Regions from separate parts of the Homo sapiens genome. Here region 2 is linked to region 1. A link is a loop called in an ENCODE intact Hi-C map of the cell type or tissue named here. Cell type or tissue: IMR-90. All regions are shown on one strand. Links, peaks and the distances in the headings refer to the core of each region. The heading gives the core; the rest is flanking DNA.

What was found. Peaks named below come from ENCODE experiments on the same cell type or tissue, not always from the same donor. Only the 100,000 strongest peaks of a DNase experiment are listed, where the experiment ranks them.
Region 2: a loop joins it to region 1, with 2.7 times the contacts of the local background. A loop is called at or near these places in 1 of 110 quality-filtered maps.

What each region holds. Positions count from the first base shown.
Region 1 is chr4:26,168,059-26,177,698 of GRCh38, reverse strand. It overlaps LOC105374541 (a long non-coding RNA gene), which reads left to right and starts at 3,489. Exons shown (of 6, transcript XR_925507.4): 1 at 3,489-3,640. It also overlaps a transcript of RBPJ not described here. RefSeq lists an enhancer at 2,048-2,227. In IMR-90, for the core only: no CTCF peak of the experiment used is centred there; DNase peaks (open chromatin) are centred at 3,908 and 5,578; H3K27ac peaks cover 2,575 bases.
Region 2 is chr4:26,015,624-26,025,263 of GRCh38, reverse strand. LOC124900689 (a long non-coding RNA gene) reads right to left here and starts at 4,067. Exons shown (of 2, transcript XR_007058093.1): 1 at 3,857-4,067; 2 at 183-769. In IMR-90, for the core only: no CTCF peak of the experiment used is centred there; DNase peaks (open chromatin) are centred at 4,153 and 4,933; H3K27ac peaks cover 273 bases.

The DNA of each region.
Region 1 (9,640 bases), core at 2,627-7,626:
TTTCTTAGTGGTGATGGATTGGGGTTCACATTTTTTCTCTTTCTTTCTTTCTTCCTTCCTTTCTTTCTCCTTTTCTTTTTTTCTTTCCTTCTCTTTCTCTTTCTCTCTTTCTTCTTTTATTGAGACAGGGTCTCCCCTTTGTTGCACAGGCTGGAGTGCAGTGGTGCAATCTTGGCTCACTGCAACCTCCACCTCTCGGGTTCAAGCGATCCTCCCACCTCAGCCTCCCAAATAGCTGGGACTACAGGTGCACAACACTAGGCCCAGCTAATTTTTTGTATTTTTAGTAGAGATGGGGTTTCACCATGTTGCCCAGGCTTGTCTTGAACTCCTGACCTCAAGTGATCTGCCCTCCTTGGCCTCCCAAAGTATTGGGATTACAGGCATGAGCCACTGCGCCCAGCCCACATTTTCTTTAGATACCATTTTCCTTGGTCCTCACTGCTCTTCACCCTCTCATGTCTCCTCCAGTGACGAGCTAGAGCGAAAGGCTTGAATTTAAGATGAGGAGGATGAGATGCTCTCCTATGCACAAAGTCACAGTAATTCTCCCCGGGAGGCTTATGAATATCTAGGAGCTTATGAAGGCTTATGAATATCTAGGAGCGGCACACACCCAGTCCAGATTCCTGTGTGTAAACTCACAGTGTCACAAGTCTAAGAAGGAAAGAAACCAGACTCATGGCAACTTTACATTTACTGAATCATCTCATCTTCAGACAAGAAAAGGTTCTAGCAGGACACTCCTTCCCTCACCCTATGACTGCAGCTTCTGCACCCCTAAAAGAATGTTGACTGAAGTGCAGATAGACATCTTCAAGGTCTGGCAAGGCAGCCTGGTTCAAGCAAGGCAACTGGGCTGCACACGCTGAGCTCTGAAGGTGGTCCAGCCAAGACAGGCCTGGCTTAGGCCTTGGGCCAGCCCATTCCTTCAGTCCTTGTGGGTTTCCTCCTTGTGTTAAACGAATGTAATGTGACTCGAAGCTTCTCTTGGAGCTATGTCCCATGATCTCATCTACCACTGCCTATATACGTGGGGAAGTGCCTGCCTCCAAGCGCTGAAGCATAGTGTTGAAGGGGGACGTCAGCTGGGCTTGAGAAACAAGGCTTTTCTTGAGTGTTTACAGGAGGGGAGCAGTCTTAGTTAGCAAGCACGGTGATAATTAAATTCAATTACATCCAGCAGCTGTTTACTGAGTGATTAGCTACATTCTGAACAAGGCATTCAGGAATCCCCCCAAATTCCTTAGAGCATGCCTCAGTTTCCCCCATTAGCATCCCATCAACCTCCTTACTTTAAGACTTGGATTCTTGTGTGGTGTTGTGAAACCAGCACTGGTTTTAAACTCAGTGAGTCTGGTTGAAAATCCCGTCTCCGCTCTATCACTCACAAGCAAGTTGCTTTGTCTCCATAAGACCCATCTTCCCTGCCTTTGAAATAGGAATAATAGAGCCAGCTTCAGTGGGGTGTTTCTGAGTATAGTTGCTGGATTGAGCAAAGAAAAGTACAGACACCCAGTTAAACTGAAATGTTAGATAAACAAACTTTTTATTTGTTTGTTTAAGTATGTCCCATGTAGTGTTAAGGACATTCTTACACTAAAAAATTATTTGTTGTTTATCTAACATTCCAGTTTAACTGGGTGTCCTGCATTTTATCTGACAACCCTATTTTTGAGGCTAAAATGAAGAGATTTACCCGAAAGCCCTGCCCAGGGGCTCAGTGATTTCACTTTTCTCCACACCTTTCCCTCTTAGGGTGGATCCCAGAAGGTGCGTAACACCTTGCCCCTTGCATATCAGAGGGAATGAAGACTGTGAGCAGGTGGGTGGAGGGAAGGTCAGGATGCTCAGATAGGGAGAGCATTTACCCAATAACAGTAAGAGAGTACAAAACACAGCGCTGGCACACTGCTAAACCTCTGCCTCACGGACACCTTCAAAGACCATGGAGAATAGTGTCCTTTGGTGTGTGTGCTTGAATACGCTGTGTTTGCTGCATGTAGGTCTGTCAGTGGGAGTGACACCACAGGGCCAGAAGGAGCCCTAATGGGGACACCAACCCCAGGGAAACCCCATCTAGGCACGATCATTCCATTGACTTCAGAGGCCACTGTGGTGCACATTTGAAACAGGGACTTTCCTGGAGGTGATTTTTACACAAAAGGGGTAAACGTAACTGGGTGCCCCAGAAACCTCCCTGCAACTTGCGGGAAACCTGCGATGTGATGCGGGTCTGTACTCCTGCTCCTTTCTTTGTTTCTCTGCTCCCTCTTTGTGGCTTCTCCCTGCTGCCTCCCCCAGACTCAAATCCCCCCCCCAGCTCAAGCTCCCCCAGCTTGTAGGGTGGAGGTGGGCAGGTGGCAGGTCTGCTCTCCCGAGTCATGCACATCACAAGCTGCCCAGGAGCCCTCAGAACCTCAGGGTATAATTTCCCTCCTCTGAGCATCCGAATTCCAGGCGGGGAGCTCAGCTGTCGTCGGCTTCAGGAAATTTTTCCACCAGGATTGAAACTGGGGCCAAGAAAGCGTGGCTCTGTAGAAGACATTCTCTTCTGCTATTCAGATGCACTTTCCCTTTAGTTCAGGCATTAGAAAATGGTGCCTTTACTCAGAGTCATAGAGGAAAGTTTTGGATTTCATTACAATGAGAAAACACATGAAGAGGGGCCATCATAGGCTGCATTTCCAAATCTCTGCCATGTCTTTTTCTCATATCCCTTTCCCTTCTCTTGTTTACTAGCTTTCTTTAAGTGAATTCATTTCCCATAATTTTCTAAGAAAAATTTATTTTAAGCAGCAATATTTATGAAATCTACGGTTTGATGTGATCACATATATATGTGTACATATATGTGTGTATATATATACATTTCTCCCTCAATATATGAAAATTAATATAGGCTCTGAAATTTTAAAATGCTCATCTGGGCCGGGCACAGTGGCTCAAGCCTGTAATCCTAGCACTTTGGGAGGCCAAGTTGGGCGGATCACCTGAGGTCAGGAGTTCGAGACCAGCCTTGCCAACATAGTGAAACCCCATCTCTACTAAAAGTATAAAAATTAGTCAGGCATAGTGGTTTGTGCCTGTAGCCTCAGCTACTCAGGAGGCTGAGGCAGGAGAATCTCTTGAACCTGGGAGGCGGAGGTTGCCGTGAGGTGAGATCGCACCACTGCACTGCAGCTTGGGCAACAGAGTAAGACTCCATCTCAAATAAATAAATAAGTAAAAATAAAAATGCTCATCTGTGTATCACTTAAAACTATGTCTCTGAAACACAGCTCTAATGCATAAAGTTATCTGAAGCCAGGGATTCCTGCCTTATCATTCGGTTAACAGTAGCCAGAGCTGAGTGAGAAATTTACGCCGTGTCAGTCACCAGAGGAAGTCCTCCCCGAAGCTCTAGAAATAAGGTATTTGCATTGGCCCCATTTTAGAGATAAGGAAGCAGACTTAGGTAAAGGTCATCTCACTAGTAAGTGGAAGTCAGATTCAAGCCCGAGCTGTCTGAGTTCAGAGTCCACACAATCATCACTTTCTCCCACTTCTTGGGAAAAAACACAGGTGTTGATACCACGGCTTGCCAAGGAAAAAGCAAGCAACCGTCCTGTTGAAGAATGAATTCATTCAGTACTAAATGGTAAGTGCGTCCTTCCTGTAACTTCTAACGCATTGCTTGCAGCTACCAGCTTTCAGAGGAGTTGGATTCCAAAAGTTCATTTAAAAGCAATTTCCCAGTCTCCTTCCTCAGTGCTTCCCTACGGTACTTTGTACACACCTCTCCTATTGCGCTTATCACGTTGTCTCTTAGCTACTCACATATCTCCCTCCTTCACAGGGCTCCGGCTGCCCAAGGGCAGGGACCTTGCTTTATTTATTTTAATATGCTCAGCACCTAGTCCAGTGCCCAGCCCGTGGAGATGCAGAGTATACACATGTTGTATTAAATTACAAGTCATTTGTTTGGAACTCAGCACGCATTTCCCCAAAGAAATGCATTACAAATGGGAGTGGAAGCGTTATGTTTCCAGCCAGCCCACAAAAGTTTATTTAACCCATCTTGTAGCCTACCAAGTTATCTGGAGTCGTGGGTGGGATGAAAGATAGAAATCTTCCCCATCTCCTGGGTGTAAGGTTAGACGTAAATAAAATTTCACATAGGTCAGTGTTGGTTTTCAGCTTTCTCCAAATTGCCCTTTTTTGTCTGTATCTCCCACCTATGAGCATCTTCGTCTCCAAACTTCCTACTCAAAACCTACTGCAAGCCGGGCGCAGTGGCTCATGCCTGTCATCCCAGTACTTTGGGAGGCCGAGGTGGGCAGATCACTTGAGGTCAGGAGTTCGAGACCAGCCTGGCCAACATAGTGAAACCCCATCTCCACTAAAAATACAAAAATTAGCCGGGCATGGTGGCACATGCCTATAGTCCCAGCTATTCGGGAGGCTGAGGCAGGAGAATCGCTCAAACCTGGGAGATGGAGGTTGCAGTGAGCCGAGATCGTACCACTGCACTCCAGCCTGGGCAACAGAGCAAGACTCTGTCTCAAAAAAAGAAAAAAAGAAAGAAAAAATCCCAACATACCCTACTGTAGTCCCTTACCCCAGTTCTTTTCCAAATAACCTACTTGTCCTGCTCACTCAACAAAATTCCCATTTTCTGAGTGTGGCTGAGCTCAGTTGATTTTCAGTAGGAAAACAATCTGACAGTTAATTCTTGCTAACCTGTGAACGACTGCCCCTAATATCCTTTCACTTGCCCCCACCTCCAAAGCCAGGCATATGACTATGTGTAGCACAGTGGTTAGGATTGTGGGATTGAAAGACAGACCTGGATTTGAATCCCAGTTCTACATATAAGTTATGTAGTCTAGGCAGAGTAACATGACTTCTCTCAACCTCAGTTCTCTCACCTGTAAAATGGGAATCATTGTAATTATCTAGAGAGCTAGTGCTTTTATAACACTTCTCAGAGTTATACCATCTATCGGGCACAGTTCTAAGGACTTTAAAAGTCCAGTTTGTCTTCACAGCAACCCCATGAGGTAGATATTAATTATTATAAAGGAGAGTGACATTCCAAAAGAGATTTCTAGTGGTAAGTTAAAATTAATTATAATTTATTCCCCACTTTCCTTATTCCAAAAAGGCTTTTGAGGAAAGAACGCTACATTGATAAAATTTCTGGCAGTGTGGATAGGAAATGACAGTTATTCCCAGGAGGAGACTTTTCAGGGCTGAGACAGAGGGGATTGCTGCTAGATCGCCCGTGGCAGAAAATTTATCCTAAGAGTCTATTCCCTTATGCTGTTCCTGTTTCCACAGCTTTTCCCCTTCCTCTGCCTCTGAATGTCTAGAATCTGCAAGTGGTCCAAATTTTTTTTCTATCCCTTTCTTTCTTTTTTAATTTTTTTCACACAGCCCACGGCAGCTGCAGGGTGGTGGGGGCCAGGCGGATGGCGGCAGCTGTTTGTATGTATGGGACCTCTGTAGTCTTTCTTTGTGACTCAGGGGCTGTCTGTATATATCACGAGCTACCACCTGGCAAGACATTTAGTTCCATCCATGTTGTTGAAATGTTTCCTGGATGATATCATCAATGCACAAGGATGGAAGGAGCTTGACGATGTGGATTTCCAGCCTTCGCTGCCCTCCGGCCTTACACTGAAACAGTCTGGGGCGATTTTAACCTCCAGCTTAGCAGGCAGCCTTGGATTTGCTCTCCAGTATTTCCCACTTACCGGATCCAGAGACCTAAAGCCCATGGCATATACATCAGAACGGACCTAACAGTGTAGTCATGCAAAACCCCGAGCCTGCTGATGACAGGGGCAGGTGGCAGGTCCACTCCTCAGCCCCCTTTTGCTGTGGTGGCCTTGTGATGAAGTCACTGCACTTCTGTGGGCCTCAGTTTCCTCTTCTGTCACACAGCGGGTGGCTGTACTATCTCTACTCCCTCTGAGCTTTACGAATCTTGGATGCTCTAATAAAGGACCCAGACAGATGGCAGTTGATCCTTTCTGATGTCACCCAGGAGTGGACAGTCCTTTGTGACTATCGTAAGCCTGTTCAAATGTGTCCTCTTCCTTAAAATTGAGAATTATTCCTTTATGCTAACTATACATTTCTTGTTTTAATTTGAAATTTGTCTCACTCTGTCACCCAGGCTGGAGTGCACAATCACGGCTCACTGCAGCCTCTAACTCTTGGGGCTCAAAAGATTCTCCTGTCTCAGCCTCTCAAGTAGCTGGGACTATAGGAACATGCTACCATGCTCAACTAATTTGAGACTTTTTTTTATTGTGCAGGACTTCTGAAAATATAGATAAAATTCTACCCCATATTCTCATTACAGTGATACCTTGTATACTGTACAGTGACACCTTGTATACTGTACAGTGACATGTCTATGTTTTAACCTAGGCGATTAGTTTTCAAGGACTTAGTGGTAGTGATATTCTATTTTATATGACATTTATATTTAAGAAATATTTCATGTGAAACTCAAAACAAAAATAGGAAGAGAAATTATACTCATTTTTACAAGTGATGACATTAAGGATGAATAAGTCTAAATATCTTCAACAATATCTCATTACTAAATGGAAGAGGCACAGCGCAAACACAGGTCCTTCGACTCCAAGTCTAATGCTCAAGCCACAAGATCACGTATTAATATAAACCACCACCACCAGCCAAAACAACAGCCACCCCTAGCTGAGTTTCTGCTACATGGCACCTTACTAGGTGCTTTGCGTACAATGCCTTTAATCCTTGAAGCAATTGTGCAAAGGAGGCATTATCATCCTCAGTTTAGAGATGGAAAAATTGAAGTTCAGAAAGATTAAGCATTAAGATTTGTCTGATGGCTGACGTGTACTGAAGGTAAAATTCAAACCCAAGCCTGTTTTTTGATAGTGCTGCCTATTGCTTAAATATGCATTACCTAAAATGAGAGCCAATATCATTTAATCTTATTTCTTAAGGTCGCATAAATTATCATTTCATGAAAATACAGTTAACAAAAATTACTGATTGGTTGAATCACATTCAGCCAACTTACATCTCACTTAACTGCTCTTAAATTTTCCTGTTTGTATCATTCTGCTTCTGAGATATTCTTTTCTGGATTTTCTTTCCATTCCTTTTTTTTTTTTTTAGACAGGGCCTTACTCTGTTGCCCAGGCTGGAGTGCAGTGGCACTGCAAGGCTCACTGCAGCCTTGGCCGGCCTCCCTGGCTCAAGTGATCCTTCCACCCCAGCCTCCCAAGTAGCTGGGACTTCAGGCATGCACCACAATACCCAGCTAATTTTTGTATTTTTTGTAGAGACAGAGTTTTGCCATGTTGCGCAGGCTGGTATCAAATTTCTGGCCTCAAGCAATCCACCCGCCTCGGCCTCCCAAAGCCCTGGGATTATAGGCAGGAGCCACCATGACTGGCCTATTTTCCATTCTTTTGAAAATATATATATTTTTAGAGAAGCCAAGATGGCCGAATAGGAACAGCTCCGGTCTACAGTTCCCAGTGTGAGCGACGCAGAAGACGGGTGATTTCTGCATTTCCATCTGAGGTACCGGGTTCATCTCACTAGGGAGTGCCAGACAGTGGGCACAGGACAGTAGGTGCAGCGCACCGTGCGCCAGCCGAAGCACGGTGAGGCATTGCCTCACTTGGGAAGCGCAAGGGGTCAGGGAGTTCCCTTTCCTGGTCAAGGAAAGGGGTGACAGACGGCACCTGGAAAATCGGGCCACACCCACCCAAATACTGCGCTTTTCTGACGGGCTTAGGAAATGGCACACCAGGAGATTATATCCCGCACATGGCTCAGAGGGTCCTACGCCCACGGAGTCTCGCTGATTGCTAGCACAGCAGTCTGAGATCAAACTGCAAGGCGGCAGCGAGGCTGGGGGAGGGGCGCCCACCATTGCCCAGGCTCGCTTAGGTAAACAAAAAAGCCGGGAAGCTCGAACTGGGTGGAGCCCACCACAGCTCAAGGAGGCCTGCCTGCCTCTGTAGGCTCCACCTCTGGGGGCAGGGCACAGACAAACAAAAAGACAGCAGTAACCTCTGCAGACTTAAATGTCCCTGTCTGACAGCTTTGAGTAGAGCAGTGGTTCTCCCAGCACGCAGCTGGAGATCTGAGAATGGGCAGACTGCCTCCTCAGGTGGGTCTCTGACCCCTGACCCCCGAGCAGCCTAACTGGGAGGCACCCCCCAGTAGGGGCAGACTGACACCTCACACGGCCGGGTACTCCTCTGAGACAAAATTTCCAGAGGAACGATCAGACAGCAGCATTCGTGGATCATGAAAATCCGAGGTTCTGCAGACACCGCTGCTGATACCCAGGCAAATAGGGTCTGGAGTGGACCTCTAGCAAACTCCAACAGACCTGCAGCTGAGGGTCCTGTCTGTTAGAAGGAAAACTAACAAACAGAAAGGACATCCACACCAAAAACCCATCTGTACATCACCATCATCAAAGACCAAAAGTAGATAAAACCACAAAGATGGGGAAAAAACAGAGCAGAAAAACTGGAAACTCTAAAAAGCAGAGCACCTCTCCTTCTCCAAAGGAACGCAGTTCCTCACCAGCAACATAACAAAGCTGGACAGAGAATGACTTTGAGGAGTTGAGAGAAGAAAGCTTCAGACGATCAAACTACTCCGAGCTACAGGAGGAAATTCAAACCAAAGGCAAGGAAGTTGAAAACTTTGAAAAATATTTAGACGAATGTATAACTAGAATAACCAATACAGAGAAGTGCTTAAAGGAGCTGATGGAGCTGAAAGCCAAGGCTTGAGAACTACGTGAAGAATGCAGAAGCCTCAGGAGCCGATGTGATCAACTGGAAGAAAGGGTATCAGCGATGGAAGATGAAATGAATGAAATGAAGTGAGAAGGGAAGTTTAGAGAAAAAAGAATAAAAAGAAACGAACAAAGCCTCCAAGAAATATGGGACTATGTGAAAAGACCAAATCTGCGTCTGATTGGTGTACCTGAAAGTGACGGGGAGAATGGAACCAAGTTGGAAAACACTGCAGGATATTATCCAGGAGAACTTCCCCAATCTAGCAAGGCAGGCCAACATTCAGATTCAGGAAATACAGAGAACACCACAAAGATATTCCTCGAGAAGAGCAACTCCAAGACACATAATTGTCAGATTCACCAAAGTTGAAATGAAGGAAAAAATGTTAAGGGCAGCCAGAGAGAAAGGTCAGGTTACCCACAAAGGGAAGCCCATCAGACGAACAGCAGATCTCTCAGCAGAAACTCTACAAGCCAGAAGAGAGTGGGGGCCAACATTCAACATTCTTAAAGAAAAGAATTTACAACCCAGAATTTCATATCCAGCCAAACTAAGCTTCATAAGTGAAGGAGAAATAAAATACTTTACAGACAAGCAAATGCTGAGAGATTTTGTCACCACCAGGCCTGCCCTACAAGAGCTCCTGAAGGAAGCATTAAACATGGAAAGGCACAACTTGTACCAGCTGCTGCAAAATCATGCCAAAATGTAAAGACCATCGAGACTAGGAAGAAACTGCATCAACTAACGAGCAAAATAACCAGCTAACATCATAATGACAGGATCAAATTCACACATAGCAATATTAACTTTAAATGTAAATGGACTAA
Region 2 (9,640 bases), core at 2,757-7,756, 150 kb after region 1:
TAACTGAGCTATATATGAAAAGGACTGCAGATCACCTAATGTATCTCATGAAATCCAAAGTAAATGTAGACCATCTCATCTTCCCACTAGTCAAATCTCCAAAATGACCATCGTCACTCCAGTGGCACCAATATGAGAAGTTGGAAAAAGTCAAGTTAATTAATAAAAAATAGTATTCTTTCTGGATTTTTTTATGTTTGTTTTATTTGTCAGCATTTCCAACTTTATAATTTGTAGTGATTTTTTTCTCATTGTCAATATTTTCATTCTTAATTTTATATTCATAGTTTGTATTATTTTTCCTAAAGAGGATCCAAAATGGCATCAGTTTCAGGCCCCAAGAAAAATGTACCCAGGCCAGGTGCAGTGGTTCACGCCTGTAATCCCAGCACTTTGGGAGGCCAAGGAAGGAGGACTGCTAGAGCGCAGGAGTTTGAGACCAGCCTGGGCAACACAGGGAGGCCTTGTCTCTACAAAAAATGTAAAAAACTAGCCGGGCATGGTGGCAGGCGCCTGTGGTCCCAGCTACTCAGGAGGCTAAGGTGGGAGGATTGCTTGAGCCAGGGAGGTGGAGGCTGAAGTTAGCCATGATTGTGCCACTGTACTACAGCCTGGGCGACAGAGTGAGACCCTATCTCTGAATGAATGAATGAATGAATGAATGAATAAATAGTCTTGAAAATGGATCCATTCTTGACTGAGAGAGTTTACCCCTCACAGACATCAGTGAAAAGCCACTAAAAGGGGGATCTTCAGAAAGAAGTTGAACCTAAAAAGAAGACGGGGGATACAAGAAACAATGAAATAAATATTAACTGAATAATAATCAAAAGCATACCTCATTGCCCTGGCTATGCAACATAGTATGGCCTTCTAGATCCTACGATCTCACCTTTGCTCACCGCCAGCTTTAACCGTCACCATCCCTACTCGCCACTTACTAGCAAGCAGCCCAGGAATATTTGCTAAATAAATCAATAGACAACAAACTGAGAGTTGAACTCAAACCTTTTGCTTTCTAGCCCTGTTGTTTCAACTAGTGCAGTCCACTTCCCTGCCTCAGCAGGCACGGTGGAGTAAGGACTGCACAGTCTTTTTCTGATGACTGGTCCTTTCCTTATGTCATCTTAGGGTATAGAAGACTCCATAGACATGGCTGGTGCCCTTCCCAAATCCCCTCAGCCTACCCTGGAAGTGGCCTCTGGAAAGTTCTACATCTCTTCTGCCTGAAGATGTTCCCTGATTGGCAGTGTACTTGGAAGTGCCCAGGAGTTAAGATGCCAAGATAAACCCTCAACCATTAAGAGCCAGCTTCCTTGTCCCTCAGTGGGACAATCACGGGCATATTCCACTGTTCCTCCTCTTAGAGGGTCCCCAGCAGGATTGAGGTCCAGTCGCTCAGGGTCATCTCCCCACTGAGTTGCTTCCTGGGCTCGCCGCTCGACTAAACTGTTTGCACTCAAATCCTTATCTCAGTGTCTGCTGAGATGACACAGGGCCATTATTCCAATCACTGCCTGTGCTGACACAGCAGTGTAGGTGTGGAAGGTGCAAGATTGGACCGATTTTTTCTTTGACCCCAGGATACAGTTCTGGAAGACAGTGGTTTGGGGAAAAAAAAGACATTCCTGAAATATGTGAATTCTGACAGAATAAATCTTTCTCCTAAAAGTTTCAGATGCGTCAGCCTCTATGCTGCAACACTGAAAGAGGAGCGTCTTAAAAGCAGAAGAGTTGAGGGGCAAATTCAGAGGGAGAGGAGCATTGAAAAATGCAATCTTGGCTACCAGACGTTTTGCTGGAGTGAATAACATAGGAAAGTGCTTCTCTGGCTAATGCATTGGTCAGTGTCTTCCGTTTCACGTGGTCTGTGAGCTAGGGAGGCTGTCAGAGACTCTTAGGCTGTGACCAGCTTCCAGGGAGCTTAGGAAACCTGCTTCTGGTGCCTATATAGATCCTGAGTATTTGAACACAGCTGGGACCACTTCAGGCTGTCCCTATTCTCTGATTCATCAATGCAGAGGCAGGGATACTGGAAAGAAGTCTCATCTCCAAGAAAGGAGACCAGAGTGGTCTTCATCATTGCCTGGTTTGCATCCTGCTCATCCTGGGGAGAAAGACTACTGCTCAACCTCTCCCTAGACCCTTCCCAGGGCCCTGGAAGCTGGGTCAACTGGCCAGAAGCAAACCATTCCTGCAGGAGACACCACCCTTAGGGGTAGGAGCTCAGCCAGATGCTTGGCAGCTTCCCAGATTGTAAATATCTCTGCATTTTATAGGAGGCTTCAGACTCCAAATTATAGCGATGAAAAAGGAGAATCTTGAAAGCAGAACAGTTTATACACAGATCCAGATAGAGAGGAAAGGAGAGTCCACCTCTGGACTTGGTTGTCTGGTGAAAGGGAGGCAGACTCGTGAAGAGGTTTCCAGAGATGACGGAAGTATGCAGATGGTAAAGCCATCAGGGAGAGGCAGTGCCGGGATCAGCACAATGGGTGCCCTTGTGCACTGTTTGGGGATTTTTGTGTTTGTATGTTTGCAATCCCTGTCCCCCCTACAACCCCAAGCTGGGATCTGCTAAGAAAAAGAACCTGGCTTGCAGCAGCATTCTTCAGCTCCACTTGAAAGTTTGAAAAACCCCTGGATAGGAAAATAACCTCAGGGAGCCAAGTCTTTCTGCACTTGGCGAAGCCCTAGACCTAAAATACACATATGAACACTTCACTTTGAAAGGCCTGCAGTATTCATATCTGAGTCATCTGAAAACAAATAAAAAGAGACCTAAACAAACAAACCTAATTGTGCACGGAAACACAGCCAGGTTTCCAGCCTGGCTTCTCCTCTGTTTTTATTAGTCAAGAGCCAATATATGAGGCTTTCGTGGCATCCAAAACAAGCAAAAATATTAAAAACAAATTGCCAAGGCTTCTCCCTCTTCCCTCCTTCCTTTATGATGCACTGCACAAGCCAAGTTCTCGACTTTTCTGCATTGGCTTTCGAACCTCTTTCATTTAGTCCTGATAGACAGCTGCCTGCTTACCCGGCTGTCCAGGGGAAACAGCAACCCTGGGTGACGGTGACATCCGTAAACATCAGCACTTACTGGACACTTTGATGAAATTTAAGGAGATGTGTTTCAGGTCTTGAAATGTTATTGTTTTTACCATTAATCAAGGCAACCGGTTTGAGAACTAAGCCTGCCGACCCGAGTTCACTTAGGACAGACCTGCTCATTGCCCTCTGCCAGCATCCTACCAGCTGCCTTTCTTTTCTTCTTCTTATTTATTTCACCATTACATACACATTCCACTGTAACAGGCATCCTTTGCTGTTGCCAAACCATTTTCCTTTCTGGTAATATCATCCTTTTTTTTTTTTTTTAAAGTCCATGTAGTTTGGTTGGAGTCTGCCTTAACCCACCCTGCTTCAGGAGTGTGTGATCAAGGCCTGGCCAATTGGAGGCACCCATATTGGTGTAGGGATGGACACTAAATCCAATTTGGGCTATTGAGATGCAAACCTGGAACTTTTAAAAAGACTTCTGGGAAAGAAGCACACATTCCCCCAGGGATGTGTCTAGCTGGCAGAATGTAAGTCTGGGGCTGCTGGTGGTCATGTTGAACCAGAGATGAGTGAGGGAGAGGGATAAGAACTCATATGACATCATCTGAGCACCTGGATCCAGCCATGACTGAAGACTGATCTATCTTGGACTTTTCTATAATACAAATAAAACCCCCATTTTGTTTAAGCCACTTGTAGTTGAGTTGCTCTATCTTGCAACTGAAAGAGTCCACACACACACACACACACACACACATACACAAGCACCCCTTCAAATGACATGTGTACTTACATTTTTTTGCAACTTCCAACTGGACTACTACTCTTTCTTTTAACTTCTGGGGATTATCTTCTCAAAAGGAAGATTTTTGTTTGCTTGTTTGTTTTCGGTGAAATGCAATTTCAGTGAAATGTCACAGAGAAGTCCAGAAGATCATCTACTTTAGTCCTGAATCCTGGGAGAAAAATTGCCTCTGTCCCTTGCAGTGTGGTAAAAGATGAATGAATTCTCTCACCTAGCTTGCTTTTGATACGAAGAACAAAATAATGTAGTCATGACTGAGGAATTTCTTTGCACTCCACGGCTTGTTCTGATTCCAGGCATCCTACTCTGTGAGGCCAAAGGGACATCTGAGTGCCGAGATTAGTCTAGATCGAAAGCATGTGAAAGGCAACAACAACATCCCTGCCAAACAAAACCAAGGTAATAAATGACATACAGACATTTGGGGGGAACAATGGAAACTGTACGGCCACTGTTTTTTCTTTCTTGTTCTATGTGCCGTGAATAGGTGAAGGCTTGGCCTGTTTTATCCTCCTGTTAGCTAACTAGAAAAGGCACTTATGGTAATGTTACCAGAAGAGGTCCCAGTGTAGACCCCAAAAGAGGGTTCCTGAACAAATTTGGGAGCTGGGTGCAGTGGCTAATGCCTGTAATCCCAGCACTTTGGGAGGCCAAGGTGGGCAGATAACTTCAGTCCAGGATTTCAAGACCAGCCTGGCCAACATGACCCGTCTCCACTAAAGATACAAAAATTAGCCAGGAGTGGCAGTGGGCGCCTGTAACCGCAGCTACTTGGGAGGCTGAGGCAGGGAGAATTGCTTGAACCTGGAGGTGGAGGTTGCAGTGAGCCGAGATCACGACACTGTGCTCCAGCCTAGGCGACAGCAAGATTTCATCTCAAAAAAAAAAAAAAAAAGAAAGAATTTGGGGCGGGTCCATAGAGTAAAGTGAAAGCACGTTTATTAAGAAAGCAAACAGATAATGGCTACTCCATAGGCAGAGCAGTGGTGTGGGCTGCTTGACTGAGTATACTTATGGTTATTTCTTCATTATATACTAAACAAGGGGTGGATTACTCATGAGTTTTCTGGGGAAGGAGTGGGCAAGTCCTGGAACTGAGTGTTCTTCTCCGTTTTAGACCATATAGGGTAACTTCCTGATGTTGCCATGGCATTTGTAAACTGTCGTGACATTCGTGGGTGTGTCTTTTGCTTGCTAAGGCATTATAATTGGCATATAATAAGCAGTGAGGACAACCAGAGGTCATTTTTGTCACTGCACTCCAGCCTGGGCAACAGATTGAGACCCTGCCTCAAAAAAAAAAAAAAAAAAAAAAATTAGTCCTTCCTGTTGCTCTTGCACAAAATTCAACATGCTTGATTTTAGACATAGTTGTAAACGGAAGAAGATGGAGAAAATTTTTACTCCAAAACATCTTCTTGGGGAGAACGCTGGAATAAACAATTTGATAAATTGTTTTGGGTGACAGGAGGCAAGAGATAAGATCTCAAAGTGCCTGATTGAATAGCACAAGATGGTTCCAACCCTGACTTCTAAGCAGGGTGGATCTAATTTTGTAAATTGGAGAAGAAATGTTTTGATGTGGGGGAGCCAGGAGAGAGCTGCTTTGCTTTGCATAACAGAGAGGAGAGGGGTGTACTTCTGAAGGAGGTTCTGGGAAGGGGAGAGAGGGAACTATTGAAGGTGGGGCTCCTCCAAGAGAGAGTTCGGACACCTTTACTTTGGAAGAACAGAAACATCTGACTGGTTGTTTGACCCGATGGCCCATTGATGTGCTGGGTACCATATTACCTTTTCTTGTTTCCCCTGCGAAGCTGCCCATAAAGTCTATATTGCTTACAGACACATTTGTCTGATGCGGAACTCTAAAGAGAAGGATTTCTGTGTGCAAGTTGAAACGGGCAAAAGCAGAGAAAACACATGCAAATACAAATCTGAAGTTCAAGTTGACTTCTGGGTTCTATTTACCTGCATGCCCCTCCCAGTGGATGATAAAACTCCTGGGAGTAAGGGTCTATTTTTGCTTGTTTCAAAATTCATTGCACCTGGTACAATGCCTGGCATGTAGCAGACACCCAGCACCTCTATGATGAATACATGAATGAATGAATTAATCTCTAGGAGAAATCAATGAATTAATGGCATGACTTGCAGGGAAACATCTGCAACAAACATGGCTCTGGGCTGGCCTTGACAAATGAAGACGCCCAGAGAATTTCACCCCAAAATATGGCATCCTGGTATGATGAATATTTCAAATTCAAGGCCATTGGAGACCAGTGGATGCTGGAGGAGGCTTTTCCCTTAGCTGCATGAAGACTTGACCCACCAAGTGGAACAATTGCTTCCCGTCCCATCCCTGAAATCTCATTATCTATCAAGAAACAAAGACTGAGTAATGTAACAACAACTGGACAGACCTTTTTATAAGATAATATCTGTCTCTCAGGTTTGTTTAGATTCCAAACAGAATAATTTACAATTGAATTTCAGTCTCCTGGGTCCATTCATTCTCCCTAATAATCATTTACTGCTCCTCAAAAGAATTACCAACATTTCCCATCTCCCCCCTTCCTTATGGAGAAAGTTATATAAGAATCTGGACCACATGGAGATACTGAGTAATATTCTGCAATTCCCTCATGCTGTGCACATTAAAATAAATTTTGTATGTCTTTTCTCCTATTAATCTGCCTTCTTTGTCAGTTGATTTTCAGCAGGCCTCAAGAGAGTGAAAGGGAAGTTTCCCCTTGGTCCCTATGCTAGCTTTGGCCAATGGAACATTAGCAAACAGGCTTGAAAAGTATCTTGAGGCTCACTCCCTCAGAACCTGGTGACCTCCAGATGAACAAGCTTGAGATGGCCTGCCTGATGATGAGAGACACAGACACCAGCCAAGCCATCTGTGTCACCCCAGCTGATGTCAAGCCAATGGCCAGACATCTGCAGGAGGCCCTCCTAGACCATCTAGCTCCAGGTGAGTCCATCCAGACCAGAACTGTCCAGCCGTCCCACAGAATTGTGTGAAAGAATAAATGTTTGTGCTTTTAGCCACTGATATGGTTTGGCTATGTCCCCACCCACATCTCATCTTGAATTCCCATGTGTTGTGGGAGGCACCTGGTGGGAGGTAATTGAATCACGGGGGCAGATCTTTCCTGTGCTGTTCTCATGATAGCAAATAAGTCTCATGAGAGCTGACGGTTATTGTAAGGGGGAGGTTTCCTGTACAAGCTCTCTTTGCCTGCTGCCATCCACGTAAGACGTGACTTGCTCTTCCTTGCCTTCCACCATGATTGTGAGGCTTCCCCAGCCATGTGGAAGTGTAAGTCCAATTAAACCTCTTTCTTTTGTAAATTGCCCAGTCTTGGGTATGTCTTTATCAGCAGTGTGAAAATGGACTAACGCAGCCACTAAGTTTTGGGGTGGTTTGTTATCCAGTAGAAACTGACTACACCATGATCCCATTTTATTGGTAAGGAAACGAAGGCTTAGAGAGGTGGAGACAATTGCTTCGAGTCATGCCTATTTAAATGGTGGGTCTGTCTCATGCCAGCCTCTGGTCCCTTGCTAGTGTAGCCCTGTGCCTTCTCTTCATAGAAAGAACTAGTTTCAAGATCAAGGTAAGAGCTTGTTCACTCACACTGGGGGACCTATGATTAGAACAGGCCGGACAGCATTGCTGTCTGGAGACTAAAGTGCTGGGTAGGAACCTAAAATTCCTGACTCCAAGTGGCTCTCAAACCTAGCTGCATATTAGCAGCATTGGGTTTTTTAAAAAAAATCCCGATGGCCAGGTCACACTCCAAACCAAATAAATCAGAATCTCTGAGGGTTAGACTCAGTATTTTTAAAACTCCCCTGTTAATTTCAACAAGCAGCCAAACTTGAGAATTAGTGTCTTAAACACTTCTAAATGGAGAAGTTGGTTGGGGTTGGAGAAACTGGAGCTATTAAACCAGAAAAGTCCCCTACAGGATAGACATAGTGACTGTCTCCAAGGATTTGAGGGAGGGGCCTCCCAAGGAAGAGGGACCAGGAATAACAGCATCATTGATTCAATGAATATACATTATGTGCTCAGCTCTGCATTATTATTTCCTCCCTCAAGGATAGCAGAAGTGACAATTATGTAGATGCAGAATCGCAATCACACCGTGACTAATATTATGGTTATATGTTCCAGGTAATAGTAGCAGCATGGAAAAGGCAGAGATTGCTCTTTCTAGCCGGGGCCAGAAAAGGAGGCACTGGTAGTCTTGCAGGAATGAGGAGAACTCTGTGTTCATTAATTAGTGCTGCCCATGAAGGGACCAGGCACTCCAAGTATCCTAGTCAGCTCAGCCTGCTATAACAGAATACCATAGACTGTGTGGCTTAAACAACAAACATTAGTTTCTCACAATTCTGGAGGCTGGGAAGTCCAAGATCAAGGTGCCTGCTGATTCAGTTTTCTGGTAAGGACTCTCTTTCTGGCTTGCAGATGACCACCTTCTTGCTGTGTCCTCACATGTCAGAGAGAGAAGGTCTCCTTCTTTTCTTATAAGGGCACTAATTTCAGAATAGGGGTTCCACTCTCATGACTTCATGTAAACCTAATTACCTCCCAAAGACCCCACCTTTTAACATCATCACAGTCATTGGGGATTAGAGCTTCAATATATGACTTTGGGGGATGCACATTCATCCCATAGCACCAGCAGGCAGGTTGTGGCCTGGCACTGGAGGGTGAAGCAGAGAGGCTGGTCAACCCAGGAAGCTGGGAGGTTGTAGAGGAGAATCTAACACTGAGAATAGGAGGGTGAAGTGGATAGAGGGGGAATAACAACCCCCACAGCCCCTTTGTATCTCTCAAGATATTGGGTACCTGAGTTTGGGGAGGAGTTGGGCCTTCTGGTGGGAGCTAAGTGACTGCAGCTATGAGGGCAGGGAGGCATCTGGTCTTTTTAATGAGGGTGCTATTTGGACCTCTGTACAAGAATTGCAAGTCCTGATCTCACAGCAGTAGCTGCTGAGCCTTCTAGCACTTTCTTTTTCCAAGTATAGTCGTGGACTGGAAGTATTGACCTCAACTGTGGGCTTCCTAGAAGGGCAGAATCTTGGGCCCACCCAAAATTACTCAATCAGAATCTGCACTTCAACAAGAGCCCCAGATAAATCTAGGCACATGAAAGTTTGAGAAGCACTGCTCGAGTACCCTCTACCCACCAGTGGGATCACTATATATACTATATATCCAGCCAATACATGCTCTAGAACCCAGAGTGCCCTCTGTGTATTGAGCCAAGCCAGCCCTGGTTTGGGGGGTAGCAGCCAGCAGAAATTGTCAGCCAGGCCACATCAGGGGCGTGTTAGAGGATACAAAAATGTATGGAGCAGGACTGAAGGTTAAGGGCAGGGAGTCTGCAGCAGGAGTTCCCTTGAGGTCAAGAGTGCTTTGAGATGGTCAAGAATAGAGTTCCTGACTCCTCTCTTCCATCCTTGAAGGCTTTTACTAAATAATGTTTACAATCCATGCATGTTGGCCAAACTGCTAGCTACAGCTTTGCCTCCTGACAACTTTTCTTCCCTTCATTTGTGAGAGGCAAGGAATTATGGATTCAAAGCGGGCCGTGGCTACCAGACCTTTGATCTTCTGGGTCTCAAGTGGTCAGAGAGTCCCAGAAGGCTCCACACACAAGCCCCTGGGCACCTCAGGGAAAGGCAGATGTGTCTCTCATGCATGCCGGTCATCCCATCTGCTAATGACTTCCCTCCTTCCTAATGGTCTTC